Linked DNA regions of Homo sapiens: region 1 is linked to region 2. The links are chromatin loops, found by intact Hi-C in ENCODE. Cell type or tissue: dorsolateral prefrontal cortex. All regions are shown on one strand. Links, peaks and the distances in the headings refer to the core of each region. The heading gives the core; the rest is flanking DNA. Region 1 has its middle 21 kb from the start of RASL11A. Region 2 has its middle 73 kb from the start of GTF3A.

Region 1 (11,150 bases), core at 1,138-9,137, 59 kb after region 2:
CAGCCTCTTCTCTTTCAGTTTATTTTTCCTGGTTACTTGATGGGATCCCTAGGCAGGAGGTCTTAAAACAATTTCATATCCTTTGGAAAGAAGCTTTATTGGCCAGATAAGGAAATTTCAGAGAGCTCTTCTCTGCACTTGATGTAGGTAGGGGGAAGAGGACAAGGTAAGGTTACAGGGACCTTGATTCTTGGGCAGCTTCTAAGTCCTCTCCGCATATCAAAGTGCCAGACTTTGGGGTATTGCTTTCTGAACCCCAGTGGGGGCCTCACAGGGGTCGCTTTCTCCATGTGGGGCTTGGCAGGAAAAGGCTTAAATGGCTTGGGAGACAACAGAGCGTAGTTAGCCTCAGGTGGGGACCAAAATGTCGTGTTCACTACTGTACCTCCCCGTTGGCATAGCGTCAGACAGATGCTACAAATATTTGTTGAGTGGAAGGAAGAGAAAGAGGAAAGAAAGGAGAGAGAGATAGGGAGGATGGGAGGGAGGAAAGGAGAGAGAGAACAAGGAACAATCTTGATCAAATCCTAGCTGTTTACTAAATGTATGACCTTGAGCAAATAACTCAGCCTCCTTGTCCCTGGACCTCAATATCCTTATCCATAAAATGAGGCGCTCTCCCCAGGTCGTTGTGAGGATTGAATGAGACCATATATGTAAAATGCTTAGCAAAGGGCCTGATTCATAACAAGTGGCCCATAAGTGCTACTGTGATGACTATACTCTCCAGGGTCATACAGCCGGTGAGGAGCTGAGGCTACAAATATCCAAGGTCTTTCTCTCTGCTGTTGGAAGCTCCCCTGGCATACCCTGGGTTCTCACTGCCCTAAGAGCCCTTTCCCCTCTGGTGAGCACAAGTTCTGTACTGAAAACTGCCAGCCCCATTGTTTCCGTGAGCTTGAAAACCTCTTCGGAGCAGCAGGCTCTGATACATGCAAAGAAGGAGCAGACAGAACCATTAAGACACACTCAGCCTGAATCACTGTCCTCCTCAGCAGGGCTTTGCGGCAGCCTGAGGAGATACTGTTCTCAGCCACTGGACCAGATTGCTCAGGGAGCAGGAGGATGCAGGAAGCACAGGCCACCCGCTCCTGCTGTTACTGACCTAGTTTGGACCGCTTTGCTGGGAATGTGAAGCCAAACCAGATGGAGGGACACCAGGAACCGCTGATGCTAGCTGGAGGGATAGGAGCTCGGGCTCCAGGGAGCTCAGACTTCGGGGCATTCCAGGGCTTGATTTGGGGCACAGAGTGCTCACTTGGTGGGGGGGGATGGCAGTCGTCTTAGTCAGCCCGGCTGCTATAACAAAACACAACAGACCAGGCGGCTTACATAACAGTAGTTTCTTGCCATTCTGGTTACTGGGACATCCAAGCTCAAGGCTCTGGCAGATTCGATGTCTGGGGAGGGTCTTCCTCCTGTTTCCTGGATTATACCTCCTCACCGTGTCCTCACGGGGCAAAGAGAGGAAGCCAGCTCTCTGGTGTCCCTTCCTATAAGGACACCAATCCCGCTATGAGGGCCCCACCCTCAGGACCCCATCTAATTCTAATCACCTCTAAAGGCCCCACCTCCCAATACCATCACATTAGTGGGGAAGGTTTTGAATTATGAATTTTGGAAGGACACAATGGTTCTGTCCCTGTGGCAGGTAACAACCTTCCTGGCCTCCATGTGGTCTTGACCATCCTGACCACAGACAGAGGCCTCTCAGTGAGGGGCAGTTATGGCATAGTAGCAAAGAGAGCAGAGCCTGCAGCCAGACTGCCTGGGTGTGAAGGTTGAGTCTGCCTCTTGACAGCTGTGTAATCTTGGGCCAGCGATATAACTTCTCCACACCTCAGTCTCTGCATCTGTAAAGTGCAGGTGACAATAACAGGACTTAACGTCATAAGGGTGTTAGATGTGAATCCATGTACAGCATTTACATAGAAAGGTGCCTGGATCATCATCAGCACTGCATAAGTGGTTGCTGTCAAAATCTTACTATGTCACCAGATAAGCCAGTTTAATGCTGGTGACGGGACAACCAAGGGCACAGAGTTCTTAATGTTTGCCCAAGGCTTGGGAGAGCGTAGGAGTGGTGACTGAAAGAAGGCTCTCATCTCTGTGCTCCCTCATCCTTACTATGAGACCCTGCACGTGGCACCTCATCTTTCTGAGCCCCAGTTTCCTCCTGAAAATGAAAATAATAGCTTCACTCTGCCTAAATCGCAGGGTTCTTTGATGACTAAATGAGTTAGCATTCATGAAAAATGTTTGAACACTCCAGAATGCCAAGTGTGATGACCAGCCTGAGACTCCTTTTGCCTCTAGGGATGGCCGTGCCATCAGCGGGTGGATGAGCCCAGACCCCAACACTGGCAATTCATTCCTCACCTCTTCCCATGCCCTTGGAAGTGGCAAAGCGTGTGCACGTGAGCACCTATGTTGGAGTGATGAGACAAGCCAGCGGAGACAGTGGATCAGAGAACACTGAATCAGCTGGGAACGTGGGAGTTGAGTGGGTGGGCCTGGAGAGTCATGCATTTGTCATTTTCTATTGAACAAAGGTACAAGCAAATATAAAAATACCTAAGGAAGACACATGACTATTATTAAAAGTTTAATGGCAAAATTCTTCCAGCTCCTCTTTGTTTCAAAGTGGAAAGAGTCACTTCGAGATGGACATTTGCATCCCTTCCATAAGGAAAGAGAACAGCCCCAGGTCCTCCTTGGAGTGCAGATTATGATCTGGAGGCATGGGTTTGTGCACGATGCCTTCCAGCATTAGAGAGGGGATGAGCCATGTATGTATTTCTCCACAACAAACCTCATCAAAGGAGTATCAACTGGCTGGGGCTGCCATTACAAAGTACCATAGCCTGGGAGGCTTAAACAACAGACATTTATTTTCTCACAGCTCTGGGGGCTGGAAGTCCAAGATGAACATGCCGGCAGAGTTTCTTCTCCCAAGGCCTCTCTCTTTGGCTTGTAGATATCCCCCTTTTCCCTGTGTCTTCACACCATCTTCCCTCTGCATATCTCTGTGTCTAAACCTCCTCTTCTTATAAGGACACTAGTGGTATTGGATAAGGGTCTGCCTTAATGACCTCATTTTAATTCATGTACCTCTTTAAAGACCCAGTCTCCAAACACAGTCACATTCTGAGGTGCTGGGGGTTAGGACTCCAAAATGTGATTCTGGAGGGGGACACAATTCAGTCTATAACAGAAGGCAAGGGCTTTATTTCTGGCATCTATTCCACATCATGCTATAAGCCCAATATAATTATCCACAGCTACAGAAGCTTAGCACAATCATGGGCATGATCCGGCATAGCTTCTTGAGCACTGCAGAGCAGTGTGGTGACTGGGGACAGGGACTGAGGGTGAGAGGCAGGAGGAGGGTACAGCTTCCTGTGCCCCTGAGCGTGCAAGGTAGAGTCTAGCTGAGTCTGAGCAGCTTGATCTTGTCATCTGCCATGGGCATGTTATACCTGAACTCTCAACACTTCTCAGGAAGAACTTACACAAACAACCTCTACACTTAATGCTTCCATTTAAAGAAATATTTGCAAACATCAGACTTCTGTTTCCTGAACAAACTCAGCATCAGCAAGACCACATCCTTGTCTGCATAAAATAGAAGAGTCGGGGCCAAGGGGCCCTGCGAAGCATACATATCTCTGTCTCCAGTTTCCCAGCACAGACAGAATAGGAAGATGTAAAATTCAAATTAATTTAGTCCACCAACCTGTGACAGCCTTCAGCTGTCATACCCTGACTTACAAAATAACTCACCTCCTGTGGACTGGATGTCCCAGGACCACTTGTACTCTAATACTCTGTGACTTTAACAAGAGTTACATAAAGCAACAGAGGCAATGAAAGTTTCATTCTTCCTTCCTTCATTCACTCATTCAACAAGTAATACTCAAGCAACTCCTATGTGCTAGGTGTCCTGGGGGAGGAGCAAAGATTTCAGAGGAGGCTGCCTGTAGGAAGTGGCATTTGAGTTTGCTTTTGCACGCAGGCTAAGACTTTGGTGAGCAGATGAAATTCCAAGTGGAAGGATGAATAAAAGCCAGGAAATAGGAAAGACAAAACCTAGTTACAATCAATGAGTAGGTAAGTTCTGATATGTAGAGAAAGACCATTGCGTCAGGAAAGAGTGGGCCAACCATCCAGATGTGTAGGCAAGAAGCTGATGTGCCTAAGAGAGAAGACTCTCCACCTCGCCTTCTGTTCTTCACTTCCGACAGGCTTAAAGTCAACCTGCAGAGATCAAGGAGAGGCGGGGAAGAATGAGGAGGGAGGCAGATGGTTCTTCCTTCCGATGAAAGGATGGAGGGAGGAAGGAAGCAGTGACGATTACAAGCTGTTTGACTATAAACAGCACAAGTAGTCTTCTAGTTGGAATCTCGGTAGCTCTTGTTCTGGCCATTCTAAGTGGGCGTCTGCATTTGTGTGGGGGAAAGTGACATGACTGCCTATTTTTGAACATTTAAATCTGTCACTGGTTGAGTGATTTTGTTTCATGCCACTCACAGGATGAAGAGGATTGCTCATGCTGATACTGCCTTGCCAGCATCAATGGGTGGAAACCAAGGGAAATGTATGGTGTACTCCACTATGGCCTCTAACATGGGAATTAGTGCCTATGGAAAGACTCCCTAAAATAGAATCACAAGGGAATATCATTGACTGCCTAAAGTATGCTAGGGTGAGGGGCAATGAAGAGGGGACTGTGGCTGCCCAACTATACCCTGAGAGGACTGAACAGTTTTCCAGGGCAGCTGGATTTTTTTTTTTTTGCTCTGTCACCCAGGCTGGAGTGCAGTGGCACCATCACTGCTCACTGCAGCTTCAACCTCCCCAGCTCAAGCAATCCTCCCACCTCAGCCTCCTAAGTAACTGGGACCACAAGTGTACACCACCACTCCTGGCTAATTTTTTTCTTTCTTTTTTTTTTTTTTTGTAGAGATGGAGTCTCACTACATTGCCTAGGATGTCTTCAACCCCTGGGCTCAGGCAATCTTCCTGCCTTGGCCTTCCAAAGTGCTGCAATTGCAGGTGTGAGCCATTGTGCCCGGCCAGGGGCAGCTGGATTTTTGAAGAAAGAGGGGGCTTCTTGTTTAATCCTGTCGGTCAGGCACCTCCTTCTTGTTTGTTTGCAGGATTCGGCACTTTCAAGGCACTCAAGAACTGTAAAGGGAAGCTTGTAAAATGCTGTGTCCCTTCTGTAGTATGAAGAAAAACAAAAGGAGTGGTTTGTGCCAAGAAAATGAGTGAGGTGCTACCTCAGAAAGACCAAGGATACTGTTCGTGTAGGTTGTTTTGAGAATTCAAAATGCTACTTAAAGTATATTATTTTCTAAAAATGCCTTTGCCAATAAATGTTGGGCTTTGAGGAAAGGAATCTAAAAATATTAGAGCTAGATTAAAAATGACTAAAAAGACATGACAATTGAATACAGTATGTGACTGGATCTTTCACTACAGAGCAAAAAAGTGCTATAAAGAGCATTCTGGATACTAGACCCTTATCAAAACCACAATGAGACATCACTTCACACTCACTAGGATCGCTACAACCAAAGACAGATAATAACAAGTGTTGACAAGGATGTGGAGAAACTGGAGACTTCACACATTGCTGGTGGGAATATAAAATAGTGCAGCGGCGGCCGGGCATGGTGACTCACGCCTGTAATCCCAGCACTTTGGGAGGCCAAGGTGGGTGGATCACGAAGTCAGGAGATTGAGACCATCCTGGCTAACACGATGAAACCCCGTCTCTACTAAAAATACAAAAAATTAGCCGGGCGTGGTGGCGGGCGCCTGTAGTCCCAGTTACTCGGGAGGCTGAGGCAGGAGAATGGCATGAACCTGGGAGGCGGAGCTTGTAGTGAGCCGAGACTGTGCCACTGCACTCCAGCCTGAGCAACAGAGCTAGACTCCATCTCAAAAAATAATAATAATAATAAAATAAAAAAATAAAATAGTGCAGCGGCTTTGGAAAGCAGTCCAGCATTACAGTTTATTATAAAATAGAGTTATTATATAACCCAGCAATTACACTGCTAGGTAAGAACACATATGTCCAGACAAAAACTTGTACATATTTGTCTGCATTATTCATAATAGCCAACAAGTAGAAACAACCCAAATGTACATGAACTGACAAATGGATAAACTGTGGTACATCCAGACAATGGAATATTACTCAGCAATAAAAAGAAATGAGCTACTAAGCCATGAAAAGACACAGAGGAACCTTAAATGCATATTGCCAAATGAAAGAAGCCAATCTGAAAAGGCTACATACCCTATGATTCCAACTATATGACACTCCAGAAAAGGCAAAATCGTAACTGCTTCAGATCCACCTGGGTCAACTTTTTTTTTTTTTTTTTAATGGAGTTTCACTCTTTGTTGCCCAGGCTGGAGTGCAATGGCACAATCTCAGCTCACTACAACCTCCGTCTCCCGGGTTCAAGTGATTCTCCTGCCTCAGCCTCCCAAGTAGCTGGGATTACAGGCACACACCACCATGCCCAGTTAACTTTTTTGTATTTTTAGTAGAGACAGGGTTTCACTATATTGGCCAGGCTGGTCTTGAACTCCTGACCTCAGATGATCCACCCGCCTCGGCCTCCCAAACTGCTGGGATTACAGGCGTGAGCCACTGGGACTGGCCCCACCTGGGTCAACTTTTAAGTAATAAAGTTGTGAGTTGCTTTTCAGTTGCCATCGACCCTCATGTAACCTGAGCATGCCCAGATGAACCAAGTGTGTAACCACAAGGGGAACCTAAGTGCTTGGACCAAGGGGAGGGGACCAAATTAAGAAGCGGACAGCACCTGGCAGGATCCAGGATCCAATCAGATCAAGCTCTGGCATTACCCCATGGCAGGACCCAATTATATTATGCCTCCTGGCATCACCTCATTGCAAGATCCAATCAGGTCACACCTCATTATCCTATGATTACAAAATCTGACCCAGCCCCCCGGGGAGACAATGATTTGGGAACTATTCCTGGTATTCTCCTTACTTGTTACAAGAAATAAAATTCCCTGGCTAAATCCTCCTTGGTTATGGTCATTGGGTTGATAATCTGCCAAGTACTAAGCTGCCAAACTCACCCACTGTGGGTAACAAGACTATAGAGACAGTAAGAAGATCAGTGGTTTCCAAGGGTTCAAGGTGTAGGTAGAGCACAGAGGATTTTTAGGGCAGTGAAATCATTCTGTATGATACTGTAATTGTGGATTCAGGTCCTTACACATTTGTCAAAACAAAAGACAGAACCCTAAGGTCAACTGTCAACTTTGGTTAATAATGATGTCTCAGCGTAGGTTCCTCAATTGTAACAAATGTACCATCCTGCACAAATCTTGCTGGATGTTGCTAGTGGGGGAGTGTATGTATGTGTGGGGGCAGAGGATATATGGGAACTCTCTGTACTTGCTACTCAATTTTACTGTGAACCTGAAACTGTTCTTAAAAATAGAGTTTAGTAAGCCAGGTGAGGTGGCATGTGCCTTTAGTCCCACCTACTTGGGAAGCTGAGGCGAGAGGATCATTTGAGCCGGGGAATTTGAGGGCAGCCTGTGCAACACAGCAAGCTCTTCCTCACTACATAAGTAAAATAAATGCAGCTAAAAAAAAAAGAAAAAGAAAACAAAAGTGGAAGGAGGCCCCAGGCCAAGGAACACAAGCAGCCTCTAGAAGCTGGAGATGACAAGGAAACATTCTCCCCTAGAGCACCAGAGGGAACACAGCCATAGGGATATCTTTATTTATTTTTTATTTTTTATTTTTTTCTTGAGACAGAGTCTCACTCTGTCACCCAGGCTGGAGTGCAGTAGCGCCATCACGGCTCACTGTAGCCTCAACCTCCTGGGCTCAAGCAATCTTCCTGCCTCAGACTCCCAAGTAGCTGGGACCACAGGCACACACTACCACACCCAGCTAATTTTTGTATTTTTTGTAGAGACAGGGTTTTGCCATGTTGCCCAGGCTGGTCTTGAACTCCTGAGCTCAAGTGATCCACCTGCCTCAGCCTCCCAAATTGCTGGGATTACAGGTGTGAGCCACTGCACCTGGCCGACGTCTTGCTTTAAGCCCAGTGAGACCCATTTTGGACTTGTGACCTCCAGATGTGTGAGATAATACATCTGTGTTATTCAAAGCCACCATGTCTGTGGTAATTTGTTATAGCAGCCATAGAAAACAAACACAATAGCATTGTTTCACTAAATGCACCATGGTTATATAAGATAATAACAATAGAAGCTCAGTGAAGACCACACAAGAAGCCTCTGTGCTATCTTGGGAATGCTTCTGTAATCTAAACTTATTTTAAAATTAAAGTGTTCTTTTAAAGAGGCTAGGATTTGCCAAAAATAAGCAGGTAAGGCTGTTACTGAACTGAACTGGCCCCATTTGCCCACACACTTTGGAAAGCCAAACACTGAACCGAGTTTCTGTAGAAAGAGTAGTTTATTGCAAGGCTGCCAAACAGGGAGACAGGAGTCAGCCTCAAGTCTGTCTCCCCAGTCTGGGAGTTGGGGCAGGTCTGATAGTTAGAGGGTAATGAGGCATGATCTGACTGGATCCTGGATCCTGCTGTCTGGTTTCTGCTTCCTTTTTTTTTTTTTTTAGAGTGAGACAGAGTCTCACTGTGTCACCCATGCTGGAGTGCAGTGGCACAATCTCAGCTCATTGCAGTCTCTGCCTCCTGAGTTCAAGCGATTCTCATGCCTCAGCCTCCCAAGTAGCTGGGATTACAGGCACGTGCCACCAAGACCAGCTAATTTTTGTATTTTTAGTAGAGACAGGGTTTCACTATGTTCAAGCCAGGCTGGTCTTGAACTCCTGACCTCAGGCGATCCGCCTGCCTCAGCCTCTGAAAGTGCTGGGATTACAGGCGCATGCCACCACACCCAGCTAATTTTTGTATTTTTAGTAGAGACAGGGTTTCACTATGTTCAGGCCAGGCTGGTCTTGAACTCCTGACCTCAGGTGATCCACCTGCCTCAGCCTTCGAAAATGCTGGGATTACAGGCATGAGCCACCATACCTGGCCAGGTTTCTGCTTCTTAATTCATTCCCTGTTCCTTGGTCTGAGCAATTAGGTCCTGCCTGTGGTTGCGCACTTGGTTTATCTGGGCACGCTCAGGTTACATGACCTTCAACCTGGAAAAACAACTCACAACTTTGTTACATAAATGTGGAGTCAGATTGGTCGGATGCAATTACAAGACTCATGGCCTGGGTCCCAAGCAGCAGGCAATGGAGACTTTCCCCTCCCAATTCTATCCCACCTCCTTATGACAAGGAGCCCTGACACAGAAACCAGAAAGAAAACCAAGAGTTTCCTGAAGGGACTACCCAAAGGGAACCTAACCAACTGATGATGCGCCAGTTTTAAAGAAGAGGCAACTCCTTTGCAGCAGGGACTGCGTGCCCCTTGCAAGAGAGAAATTGAGTCATTATTCAAAGATTAGAGTTTGAGCAGTAATGAAGTAGAAAATGTGCTAAACATCTGGCACAAGATCAACAGATACTGGTTATGGACAATGATGATGCTCTGCCAGCCCTATGTAGTGTCATTTAGTAAGCATAGCAATGGTTTCTAGACATATATATGTATGTATATATATAATATATATACACATATATGATATATATACATATATCATATATATGATATATATACGTATATACATATATCATATATATGATATATATACGTATATACATATATCATATATGTGATATATATACGTATATACATATATCATATATGTGATATATATACGTATATACATATATCATATATGTGATATATATACGTATATACATATATCATATATGTGATATATATACGTATATACATATATCATATATGTGATATATATACGTATATACATATATCATATATGTGATATATATACGTATATACATATATCATATATGTGATATATATACGTATATACATATATCATATATGTGATATATATACGTATATACATATATCATATATGTGATATATATACGTATATACATATATCATATATGTGATATATATACGTATATACATATATCATATATGTGATATATATACATATATGTACATATATTGTGTGCGTGTGTGTGTGTATGTGTAACTATTCCTTGGATTGAGAAAAGTAGAGTCTTAACAAACTAGATTTTCCATTTTAAAAGTTATATTATTGCCGGGGACAGTGACTCGCGCCTATAATCCCAGCACTTTGGGAGGCCAAGGTGAGCAGATGGCTTGAGTCCAGGAGTCTGATACCAGCCTGAGCAACATGGCAAAACTTGTCTCTACAAAAAATACTAAAATTAGTTGGGCATGGTGGTGGGTTCCTGTAGTCCCAGCTACTTGGGAAGCTGAGGTGGGAGGATCACTTGAGTCCAGGAGTTTGAGGCTGCGGTAAGCCATGACTGTGCCACTGCACTCCAGCCTGGACAACGGAGTGAGATCCTGTCTCAAAACAACAACAACAACAACAAAAAGTCATATTATGATTATTAAGAAATTAAGCAATTTTACCAAGATTTATTAATCTTGGTAAATCTTACTAATCTTGCTTGGTACCAATGTTACCAAGCAACATTACCAAGATAAAAAAGCATTAACATTAAATTCTAAGCTATTTGCATCACCCAGCCTGCCCTTCAGCATGAGGAATATCACACACTCCATGATTACTTCTACCCCAGGGCTTTCAAAAGGACTCAGTCGGCATCGCGCCCCTCCCACCTCCCAAATCTCTCGCCCTGACTTATCTTCTGAGCTGAGGGCATCTTCGAATCTCTTCAATTCAACTTCCTCTTCCACCCAGCCCCTCTGCTGGGGTACCTTCCACTGGAACAGAATGTTTCTTTCCATCCAGTTCTGCACTCGGAAGTTTGGGTCATCTTCAAGACCTCTGTCTCCTTTGCTCCAACCTCTAGGTTATAGACACCTCTCTCCTGCGGACTCTCCTTTTAAACTGTCACTCCTGCATCTGCCTCATCCCGTCTGTTCTCTCTGCCACGGCCGTAGTCCAGGGGACTTTTTATTTTATTTATTTATTTATTTATTTATTTATTTTATTTTATTTTTTGAGACGGAGTCTTGCTCTGTCGCC
Region 2 (11,150 bases), core at 1,567-9,566:
ACCTTGACCTGCTGCTTGTCTCATAGTAGACCCAAGAAATGTCGTTTGAGCAGAATGTAATTGAATCCCAGTTTACATATTAGGAACCGTGATGAGTTAAAGGAGGTAACCAGATAGTCATGGGAAAGTCACCTAAAAAATACTGAAAGGGGGCTGGGTGTGGTGGCTCATGCCTGTAATCCCAGCACGTTGGGAGGCCAAAGCAGGCAGATCACGAGGTCAGGAGATTGAGACCATCCTGGCTAACATGGTGAAACCCCGTCTCTACTAAAAATACCAAAAAAAAAAAAAAATTAGCGGGGCGTGGTGGCGGGCACCTGTAGTCCCAGCTACTCAGGAGGCTGAGGCAGGAGAATTGCTTGAACCCAGGAGGCGGGGCTTGCAGTGAGCTGAGATGGCACCACTGCACTCCAGCCTGGGTGACAGAGCGAGAATCCTTCTCAAAAAAAAATTAAAATTAAAAAAAAATTAAAAAAATTTAAAAAAATACTGAAAGGATGTTTAAGCGGAGGAAGGTGAAGAATCCCATGACAAATGTGTTTAGAAGAGAAATGAGACTCACTCTGTGTGGCTGGAGAGGAAGACTTCAAAAGGGGCCCAGGGAGGCAGATTTTCATTCAATATAAATAATTTTTAAGCAATTAGAGAAGAATGAAAAATAATCTGGAAGATCATTGGTCAGAGATCTGATTGCTATAAAGGTTGCTCTAAAGGAGATGCCTGGATTTGTGGCCAGTAAATTAGACAATATCCAAAGTCCCTTCCAACTACTATGGCCTGCAGTTTTATGCTTTGCACATACAGGGTTTGAGGGTGATGGCAAGACAGGAGGAATGTGTGTTTTTAGACCTCAGTGACTGGAAGAATAGCAGGACCATGCCCAGAGACAGAAAAACCGAGAAGGAGCTAGTTTCAAAAAGGAAGATAAACCTGGTTTTAGACAGATTTGTTTTTTAGTGTGAAAGGAGGAGAGCGTTTGTTTCCAGAAGTATTTTAGGAAGTCTCCATGGGAGGCAAATGTGGAAGAGAGGAAAGGAAATGGATAGGAGAGGAGGCCATGTCAGGTGCGCGCTGGACAAAGGCCTGGGAGCAGGACCAAACCTAGGACAGGCTCCAGGACAGCCCTGCGTCCTCACACAGAGCAGCTCAGCAGTCTGCTGTCATATGTGTCCTGCTGTCATCCACTCTGCACCTCCCACCTTTCCAGCGCCTGGAGTTCCGAGGCTTTCAGTTTCCAATCCCTGGCTGAGAGTTTTCAGAGGCTTGTGCTGGTTAAAGGGTAGTAGCAGAAATCTGCCCAGCAGTAGGTGGGGATCAGGTTGCACAGTGCCTGGGCACCAATCAAAACATTGGGGTTTTTATCTCAAGCCACGAAAGGTTGGAACAGAAGAGTGACATGGTGGGAACCGGTCTGGAAGAAGAATAATCCCATGGTAGATTTTGGCTTGATCAGCAGTGGGGCGATCTGGAAGCACGGGGTTGCCAGAGGATTACTGGACCACCCAAGGGCCTGAGATTTCTTGTCTGTGCAGTTTACACTGGCTGCTCCCTCAGACTGAAAACTGCCTTCCTGCCCTGCAGTCCTCCACCTGGGGCAGCTCCCATTTCCCTTTTAGATCCAGCTGAAGTTTCTCTTCCCTGAAGTCCTCCCAGGGCCCTGCCAGCCCAGCCCAGCCCCTAGGCAGGGAGCCTCCATAGACCCTTTAATGCGTCAATCTCATTTCTAGACAATTAGTAGCTTGAGGACTGGGATTGTGTTTTATTCAGTTTTAAATTTTCATTTGTAAATATTTAGGGGATACAAGTGCAGGCTTCTTACAGGCACATAGTTCGCTGTGGTGAAGTCTGGGCTTTGAGTGCACCCATCACCCGAACAGTGAACACTGTACTCAATAGGTAATTTTTTCAACCCTCACCCCACTCCCACTTCCCCACCTTTTGGCATTTCCTGTCTATTTTTCCACTCTGCTTGTCCATAGGTATCCATTGTATAGCTCCCACTTGTAAGTGACAATATGCAGTATTTAACTTTCTGAGTCATTTCACTTAGGATAATGGCCTCCAGTTCCATCACTGTTGCTACAAAAGACATTATTTTATTTATTTATTTATTTATTTATTTATTTATTTATTTATTTATTTATTTATTTATTCTGAGACAAAGTCTCACTCTGTTGCCCTGGCTGGAGTGCAGTGGTGTGATCTCGGCTCACTGCAACCTCCACCTCCCAGGTTCATGCGATTCACCTGCCTCAGCCTCCGAAGTAGCTGGGATTACAGGCGCCCACCATGCCCGGCTAATTTTTGTACTTTTAATAGAGACGGGGTTCCACCATGTTGGCCAGGCTGGTCTGGAACTCCTGACCTCAAGTGATCCTCCTGCCTCAGCCTCCCAAAGTGCTGGGATTACAGGTGTGAGCCACTGTGCCCAGCCTTAATTTTATTTTTTTAAGGGCAAGTAGCATTCCATGATGTATATATACCACATTTTTAAAATAATGCCCCGTTGATGAACACTTAGGTTGATTCCCTATCTTTGCTATTGTGAATAGTGCTGGAATAAACATATGAGTGCAGATATGTTTTTGATATAATGAGTTATTTTCCTTTGGGCAGATGCCCGGTAGTGGGACTGCTGGGTGGAACGGTAGCTCTATTTTTAGTTCTTTGAGCAATTGCCATACTGTTTTCCACAGTGAATGAACTAATTTACGTTCCCACCAGCAGGGTTCCCTTTCTCCACATCTTCACCAACATCTGTTGTTTTTTTACTTTTTAATAATAGCCATTCTGACTGGTGTAAGATGCTCTCTCATTGCATTTTATTCATTTTTATAACTCTAGGGCTGAGCATGGCATCTGACAGACTAAATGCTGCATGAATGTTGAGTCATGAATAGACAGGGGCTGGATGCAGGAAGGAACAAATCAAAGCATGAAGGAATGAATGAATGAATTTCATGGTGACAACTCCGAGGAGAGTGATATGAGGATGTTAGGGAAAAGGAGTGGAGAGCATAAGGGATACTCCTTTTCCCTATCTGCCCATCCTCAAAAAGTTGGAAAGTTCTTTGTGCTGGTTCTTTCTGGTGCCGGGGAGACGGCAGCAGTGAGTGGGCAGAATGCTTGCCTGGCTGTGGGGCGCAGCAGCCTGGAGGGCTGCTCTGAGCAGGACCAAGATCTGCCCATGCACCTTGATTCAACCGGCTCTTTTTATCAACCAGGGTCACAGGGCATGGGAGTCTCCTTCCTCTGGACTACTAATTTTTTTGTTTTAAGAGACAAATAGAAATCCCTCTTTGTACATGATATCCTCTGTGCTTCTTATATAAACCATTACTGAGACACTATGTCACTTTTATGGTTGTGTCTCTGTCTTGTCACACATCTGGACATTCTCTGTCAGTGATCCTGATCTGCATAGACTGAGGCTTTTGTTGTGTGTAACAGACACTGTTTGAGCGTGGGGAAATTGCAGTCAGGTCTGTACTATCTTCTTCTCTGAATAAGCAGAAAACAAAGGAGAAGAAAACTCCAGAATTGGATGTGGCCTTTACTAGCACAAACCCCTACTTGTTTCGCTGAATTGTTCCCCCGATTATCTAGCTTTAAAGTCTCCCCCTTTAGGAGAGACCAGACAGCAGAGGGGTCAAGTACTGCTATCCCTGCTCTGCTAATCATTGGCTGTGTGGCCTTGGGCAAGTTACTGAATCTGTCTGAGCTTCAGCCTTCGAATCTGTCAGATGAGGTACTTTTAGTAGCTACACAAAGACAGTGCATAAAGCGCTTAGCAGAGTGCTTCACAGCGCTCAGAGCCAGAGCTGTTCTTACCTCGTTTCTGAACCACCCTTTCTGGTGCCTGCGTCTGAACATTTGGTCTCTGTTCCACAGCTGAGATGAGGCTATCCTGGGTGCTGCAGACTAATGACTGAAAAGAACTGTGCCTTACAAAATCTCGGTCACCTCAGAACGAAACTGCTTATGCGGAACACAATGAGATCTTTAAGCAGACCTGCAAAGCAGTTTCTCTTTTAGTATAATCAAACGTGAGTCATGGTGTTTGAGATTCTCTTGCAGTGACTCCAGCTTTCCTCCCTCCAGCTGAAGGCCCCTCTAAGGGCACGAAAGACCTCTCTGCTGGGGTGGTGCCTCCCAAATCCACATCTTCCCATGAGAGACATCTCGTTCACCCCAGTCCTCCTAAATCCCACAAACCTGATGTGGGGTTTCAGGCAGCACCATATGAAGAAGAGTGGCGCCCGGTCCCAGATGCACACACAGCACCCCCAGACACATACAGCACCCCAGACGCACACACAGCACCCCCAGACACACACAGCACCCCAGACACACACACACAGCACCCCCAGACGCACACACAGCACCCCCAGACGCACACACAGCACGCCACTGGCTCGGGTGCATCGAGAACACTTGAGGCCTGAGGACTCTCCGTAAATATTTATTGAATGCATTGCACTGCAGGCACAGTCCTTGACTATAGCCCTCTCTGGAAAAATAGTAACGATTTCCCCAAACACTAAGTCCAAACACTAAATCAGCTTGTGTTTATCCTCCGTATTATTTTTTTTGTAAACCAAGACATGCTATGGTTTCCCTTTATGGCAGCTAAGGCTCAGCAATCCCATTACTTTGGATTTATTCCATTTGGCATAATCTTTTAAATTGGATTTTTGCCTCTTTGCCTCCTGATAACTCAGCCAAGCGTCAATTTTATTGCTTCTGTTTGTAATACCTGAAGCCTTGAGCTTATTACTCAACTCATTCCTTTGCCTCCCTGTTTCTATGCACAGGAGGAACCTGGCGCAGGCTTTTCCAGGCCTGAGAGTTGAAAGCTCTGTCTTGCTTTCTTTACTACAACGTTCTCTCCTTTGACTGAGACTTTGCCCAAAGGATGCAATGCCAGGGCAATGCCACAGCATCTGCTTTCACAAAACAAATGTCATGGACTGGGCAAGGCTGGGTTTCTGTTCCAGGGCGTGACCTCCATGGGTATGGCTGCCTCCATCACGGAGAGGCAGCCTGTGCGTGAGGCTCAGCTCCCCGCTCACCAGCCTTGCGACCAGGGCAAGCAACCCGAGCTTCTCAGACTTCAGTTCCTCATAGCAAATTGAGGGTGACAAAGGGCACCTACCTTGCAAGGTGGTTTTACAAATTAGAGATAATTGCCAGGCACAGTGGCTCATGCCTATAATTCCAACACTTTGGGAGGCCAAGGCAGGATGATCACTTGAGGTCAGGAGTTTGAGACCAGCCTGGGCAACATAGAGAGACCCTGTATCTACAAAAACTATAAAAAATTAGCCCTACATGGTGGCTTTTGCCCCTAGTCCCAGCTACTTCGGAGGCTGAGGTGGGAGGATTGATTGAGCCCAGGAGGTGGGGGCTGAAATGAGTTCAATGAGTTGTGGTTATGCCACTGCACTCTAGCCTGGGAGAGACAGAGCAATACCCTGTCTCAAAAAAAAAAGAAAGAGAAGGAGGGAAGGAAGAAAAGAAGGAAGGAAGGAAGGAAGGAAGGAAGGAAGGAAGGAAGGAAGGAAGGAAGGAAAAGAAAGAGAGAGAGAAAGAAAGAAACAAAGAAATCAGATATTATTATGTTTGAACTGTGTTCCCAGGCCATGCCCCCACTGGACTTTATTTGAAGCTCCCCAGAACAATAACTCTCAGCATTTCCTTATTGGTCAATGTGGGCCTTCTTTCCTCATCAAATTCTTCTCCAGTCGCTGGTCATCCCCTGGCAGGGACCCTCACATCCTCATGAACAGCACCCCAGCTTTGGCCCAGGGTTTGCTATTTCCTCCCCTTCTGCCCAGCTTACTTTTGTGGGATGGGAAGACAAGGCCAGTAATACTTGCCCAAAGCCTCCGGGGTTCACAAAACTGAAGCCATGGGAGAAACCCAAAGATCCAGTGCTGTTGAGGACATGGGTGCCACCTCCCACACTGTGGAACCTGCTGACCCCCCAGGAGCTGTTCTTTCCATTCCCATTGGCCATATCATTGTGCCCTCCCCTGCTCAGGCTGGGTTCAGGATGGCAGTAGAGTGACAAAGGTGCCAGTGAGAGGTGAAGCCACCTGGACTTCCTGGGTCTAGTGGGTACTTGGAGAACTTTTCTGTCTAGTAGAGGATTGTAAATGCACCAATCAGTGCTCTGTGTCTAGCTAAAGGATTGTAAATGCACCAATCAGCACTCTGTAAAAACGCACCAATCAGCGCTCTGTGTCTAGCTAGAAGATTGTAAATGCACCAATCAGCACTCTGTAAAATGGACCAATCAGCACTCTGTAAAATGGACCAATCAGCAGGATGTGGGCGGGGACAAATAAGGGAATAAAAGCTGGCCACCGCAGCCAGCATTGCAAACTGCTCCAGTTCCGTTTCAGGCTGTGAAGTCTTTGTTCTTTTGCTCTTCACAATAAATCTTGCTGCTGCTTATTCTGGGTTTGTACCACCTTTAAGGGTTTAACACTCACCGCGAAGGGTTCATGGCTTCATTCTTGAAGTCACCGAGACCAAGAACCCACCAGAAGGAACAAACTCTAGATACACCAGCGGCTCTTAGAACGCTGCCTCTTCCGTCACCCAGCACATTCATCCGCTTGTCCAGCCCAGCAGCTCTTAGAATGCTGCCTCTTCTGTCACCCAGCCCATTCATCCACTTGTCCAGCCCATGCGTGTTCAGCACCCACTCTTTGAGGCTTTGTGCTTCATGCCAGGGGTACAGCAGTGAGCACAGTGAGGGACTTGAGCTCACAGGCTAGGAGGGGACGGTTACAACCCAACGTCTAAGTGCCCTGATAGGGAGCATGGAGTGCTCTGTCTTCAGTACCAGGCACCCCCTAGGTCAGCTTCGCAGAAGCTCTGAGCCCTGGCACCAAACTTCAACAGCTCTCTTTCCTTTAGGGAGCCCTTTCTCCAGTGTCTCCCACAAAGAGAGTCTATGCAGGGTGCTTCAGTACTCCTGCAGGCCAGCCTGGAAGCCCTCCGTGCTGTGGAGGCTCGAGCTGGCACTTAGACAAATGGAAGGTGCCCAGCCAGTGCCTGGCCAGGGAAGGCAGTGAAAGGGAACTACTTATGAGCTTTAAGCCAAAGAGGAGTGGATTGCAATTGTTTGCTAACTGGTCCTACGCTCAGATTAGGAGAAGTGCATGGAGACAGAGGGAGAAGGCCACACTCTGGGGACCTAGGAGACTGGGCTCTCACTGAGGCACAGGCACAGACACGCTTCCCTTGTGACACTGGGGTTCCCAAAAGGATTATGAATCTATCTTCACCCATTCCTCAAAATTTACATGTTGATTTTGGTGATTTCTTTCCATTTTATTTTTCTGATAGAATAGCAGTAACTTGCCTTTTCTATAGAAACATGATTTCATTCTTTTCCTCTTTTCGCTCTTGTTCCCCTGTTTATTTTTCCCATCCCCTAATAACTTCTCTTTTCTACTCACTCAGGAGGAGTAGAAAAGCAAATTAAACAGGAAGAAAATCCTCTCAGTAAAGAGGCATCTTGATCCGCCAGCTTTGAGCAAAGAGAAAATTGCATCTCTTCAATTCCTCCTAATTATTCATTTCCTTTTTCCCTTCTGCTTCTTGAAAATAATTACTGCAGTAGCTTTTCCCTAGATAAGAACTTCAAGCAGCTAGGAGCCAACACTGACTCAGCCTTATTTTTCAGAATTTTCAGTGCCGGTTACTTGTGACCAAGCAATCCAGCATTCCTGAGAAGCTATGTTGGCCAGGCTGGTCTTGAACTCCTGGGCTCAAGGGATCCTCCCACCTTGGCCTCCCAAAGTGTTGAGATTACAAGCGTGAGCTACCACACCTGGCCTGTTTGTAATTTTTGTTGTTGTTTAGAGATAGGGTCTTGTTCTGTCACCCAAGCTGGAGTGCGGTGGTACCATCACGGCTCACTACAACCTCCAACTCTTGGGTTCAAGTGATCCTCCCACCTCAGCCTCCCAAGTAGCTGGGACTATGGGTGCATGCTACCACATCTGGCGAATTGTTTTTTTGTTTTAGCTTTTTTTTTTTTTTTTTGGTAGGGACAGGTGTCTCCCTATCTCCCTATGTTGCCCAGGCTGGTCTTGAACTCCTAGTCTCAAGTGATCCTCCCACCTTGGCCTCCCAAAGTGTTGAGATTACAGGCATGAGCCATGGCACCTGGATGTAATTTTTAAAATTAATTTAATTTTGCATCTTATTTTATTTTGGATACAGGGTCTCAGTCACCCTGACTGGAGTGCAGTGGTACAATCTCGGCTCACTGCTACCTCCGCCACCCAGGCTCAAGCGATCCTCCCACCTCAGCCTCCAGAGTAGCTAGGACTCCAGGTTCACACCACCATGCTCGGCTAATTTTTTAATTAATTTTTTATACTTAATATGTATTACCCACTTCTAGTACATTTGGTGTTAGATAGAACTATATATGTCCAAAGTCAGTAACAATAGTCATCCCTTGTCTTTGCATTGCTTACAATTTGGCCTCACATACACTTTACAGGCTGTGAAGGTACGTGGCTCAATCAAGTGGCAAAGCCGAGATTAGAGCTCACTTCCCCAGAAGGTAGCCATCAAATGGAACTCACGGACTTGCCCTGCCTCACCCTCCATCCCCAAAACGAGCTCAACTGCCTGTTGCCATGGTAACATTGTGATCCACTTCATCCTTTCTAAAAACCAGAACCTTACTGCTAGTGACTCCCCATCACTGTACCTAACTCAGACCTGTCTCAAGTTGCAGGCTTGTAGGTATCATTGTTCCTGGGCATGTCCCCTAGTCACCTCACACACGATCTGTTTAAAGCTAAACTAGACTCTGCCCCACTAAAACCTGCTCGTCTGCCAGTCTCCCAAACTACATGCCTGAGTGTCATCCTCAGCTGCCACCTCCCCTCACCGCTCAGGGAATGAAGGAGCTCAACAGCAGTTCTTTCACAGGGCACTATCCATGCCCCATTGACCCCCACCCCAAACCACTGAAGGCTATGGTTAGAGGAACTTCAAAAGAATAAGCCAGCTGGGTGTGGTGACATGCACTTGTAGTCCCAGATACTTGGGAGGCTGAGGTGAGGTGGGAGGGTGGCTTGAGCCCAGGAGTTCAAGGCTACAGTGAGCTATGATCACACCACTGCACTCCAGCCTGGGCAACAGAGCGAGACCCTGACAGACATACATACACACACACACACACACACACACACGGAAAGAAAGAAAATGGTGAGTATTGAGGACTGTGCCGAAATGGAGCTGTGGGCGGCTGCCAATGGACAGCTGTAGTCTACATGGTCGGTATGGATCTCTTTCTCACTGACACTCAGGCAAATGATGCGGTGTGGCTCGCTGACTGGTGAAAAGTGGAAGAGGTAGCCGGGTGTGGCAACAGGTGCCTGTAACCCCAGCTACTCAGGAGGCTGAGGCAGGAGAATCACTTGAACCTGGGAGGCAGAGGTTGCAGTGAGCCAAGATTGTGCCACTGTACTCCAGCCTGGGCGACAGAGTGAGACTCTGTCTCAGGAAAAAAAAAAAAAGAAGAGGAAGAAAGAAGAAGAGGAAGAGAAAGAAGAAGGAAGAAGAAGAAAGAAGAAGAAAGAAGAAGAAAGCAGGTGCCTTGGTGATTTGTTGGCGGTGGCTTTCGTGCCCGCTCCCTGCCTGGTCCATTGGTCCCCTCTTGCCCCCACAACTCCCACGGTTTTGAGCGGTCTATTCCAGTGCCCCAGAAACGCCTCTGCAGCTGTGACCCATCCCCAACGCTGACTTTGATTCTGAGCCAAATGCCGCCCACCCTCCTTGGCTCTATCTTTGATTGCACTGTAACTGCTAGCCCACTGAGTCAGCATCATTCTCTAAAGAGATGTTTCAGCAACTGACCACAGTAATTGGTTTTCCTATTAGCTTTATGCTCCAAACAATATGTTTATAGAGGGGCACAGAATCGAAAGCTATGCGTGGAGATCCAGAGTGAAGCAGCCCCTCGAGTCTTAGCTGTAGCGTGGATGGTCTCAAAGCCAGCTGTCCTCTGATATGCAGCATTTTCACTACAAAAGAGAAGCCTTCTTTGGTTTGCTTGAGGGGAAGAGAGTGTGGGACGGGGGAGTGTCTGAATTCTTAGGAGGATTGCTGCTTCATTGTAGGAAGCCTGGGGAGGCAAGGTGGATGGGATGGGTCAGCCCTCAACACCCACTCCGCCTTCCTCCGAGTGTCCCTCCCAGGACAGCACAAGCTGGAACCAACAGACTGCAGTTCCTAGACCCAGCGCAGCCAGGGCTGTGAGAGTGATCTCGGTTTGGTAGTGGTTAGGTGGAGGCTGCCCTTCTGTACCTGCTCTGCCCGCAGGCCAGTTTGCCCCTGGGGGTCTTGAGCTTTTTCTGTGGCAGATGAGCAGAGGCTGCCTCATGCCCAGCATCTGGTCACTAGCCTCCTGAGTGTCCATGTGGACTGTAGCAGGTACAGTGTGATCCAGCAACCAGTTGAGGTTCGTGGCACCTTCTATTTATTTGTTTATTTATTTATTTATTTAAAGATAGGGTCTTGCTCTGCTGCCTAGGCTGGAGTGCAGTGGGGCAATCATAGCTCTCTGCAGCCTCAACCTCCCAGACTCAAGCAACCCTCCCACCTCAGCCTCCTGAGTAGCTAAAACTACAGGCATGTGCCATTACACCTGGGTAGCTTTCAAAATTTCTCATAGAGACAGGGTCTCGCTATGTTGCCGAGGCTGATCTCAAACTCCTGGCCTCAAGCAATCCTCCCACCTCGGCCTCCCAAAGAACTGGGATTATAGATGTGAGCCACCATGCCAGGCGGGGGCCTGGCAGCTTCTTGATTATAACCTAAATTTATGATTCTGAAGTTGGAGGCTGCCTGCTCTTAGAAGATTGGAAAACCAACTCTAAGGCATGACTTAGCTTATAATCAATTTCTTCAAATGGCATAGTGTTTTTATACGTACATTAATATCCTAAATCCCCTCGTAATGAAACCTATTTGAGAGGATTCTGTCCTCGGAAAGCCAGCACTGCCCATGTAGAATTTGAAGACCTCAGAGTTCATGCGTGTGTGGCACTGCAAAGAAGAAACTTTATTGGAAGATGAAATTGTGTGTGTGTGTGTGTGTGTGTGTATGGTTG

Evidence for each region. Peaks named below come from ENCODE experiments on the same cell type or tissue, not always from the same donor. Only the 100,000 strongest peaks of a DNase experiment are listed, where the experiment ranks them.
Region 1: a loop joins it to region 2, with 2.6 times the contacts of the local background. A loop is called at or near these places in 18 of 110 quality-filtered maps.

Annotation. Positions count from the first base shown.
Region 1 is chr13:27,286,617-27,297,766 of GRCh38, reverse strand. No RefSeq gene overlaps it. Among named protein-coding and RNA genes, the nearest start is that of RASL11A, 21 kb to the right of the region's middle. In dorsolateral prefrontal cortex, for the core only: no CTCF peak of the experiment used is centred there; no DNase peak of the experiment used is centred there; H3K27ac peaks cover 3,368 bases.
Region 2 is chr13:27,346,175-27,357,324 of GRCh38, reverse strand. No RefSeq gene overlaps it. Among named protein-coding and RNA genes, the nearest start is that of GTF3A, 73 kb to the left of the region's middle. RefSeq lists an enhancer at 4,089-4,158. In dorsolateral prefrontal cortex, for the core only: no CTCF peak of the experiment used is centred there; no DNase peak of the experiment used is centred there; H3K4me3 peaks cover 761 bases; H3K27ac peaks cover 2,498 bases.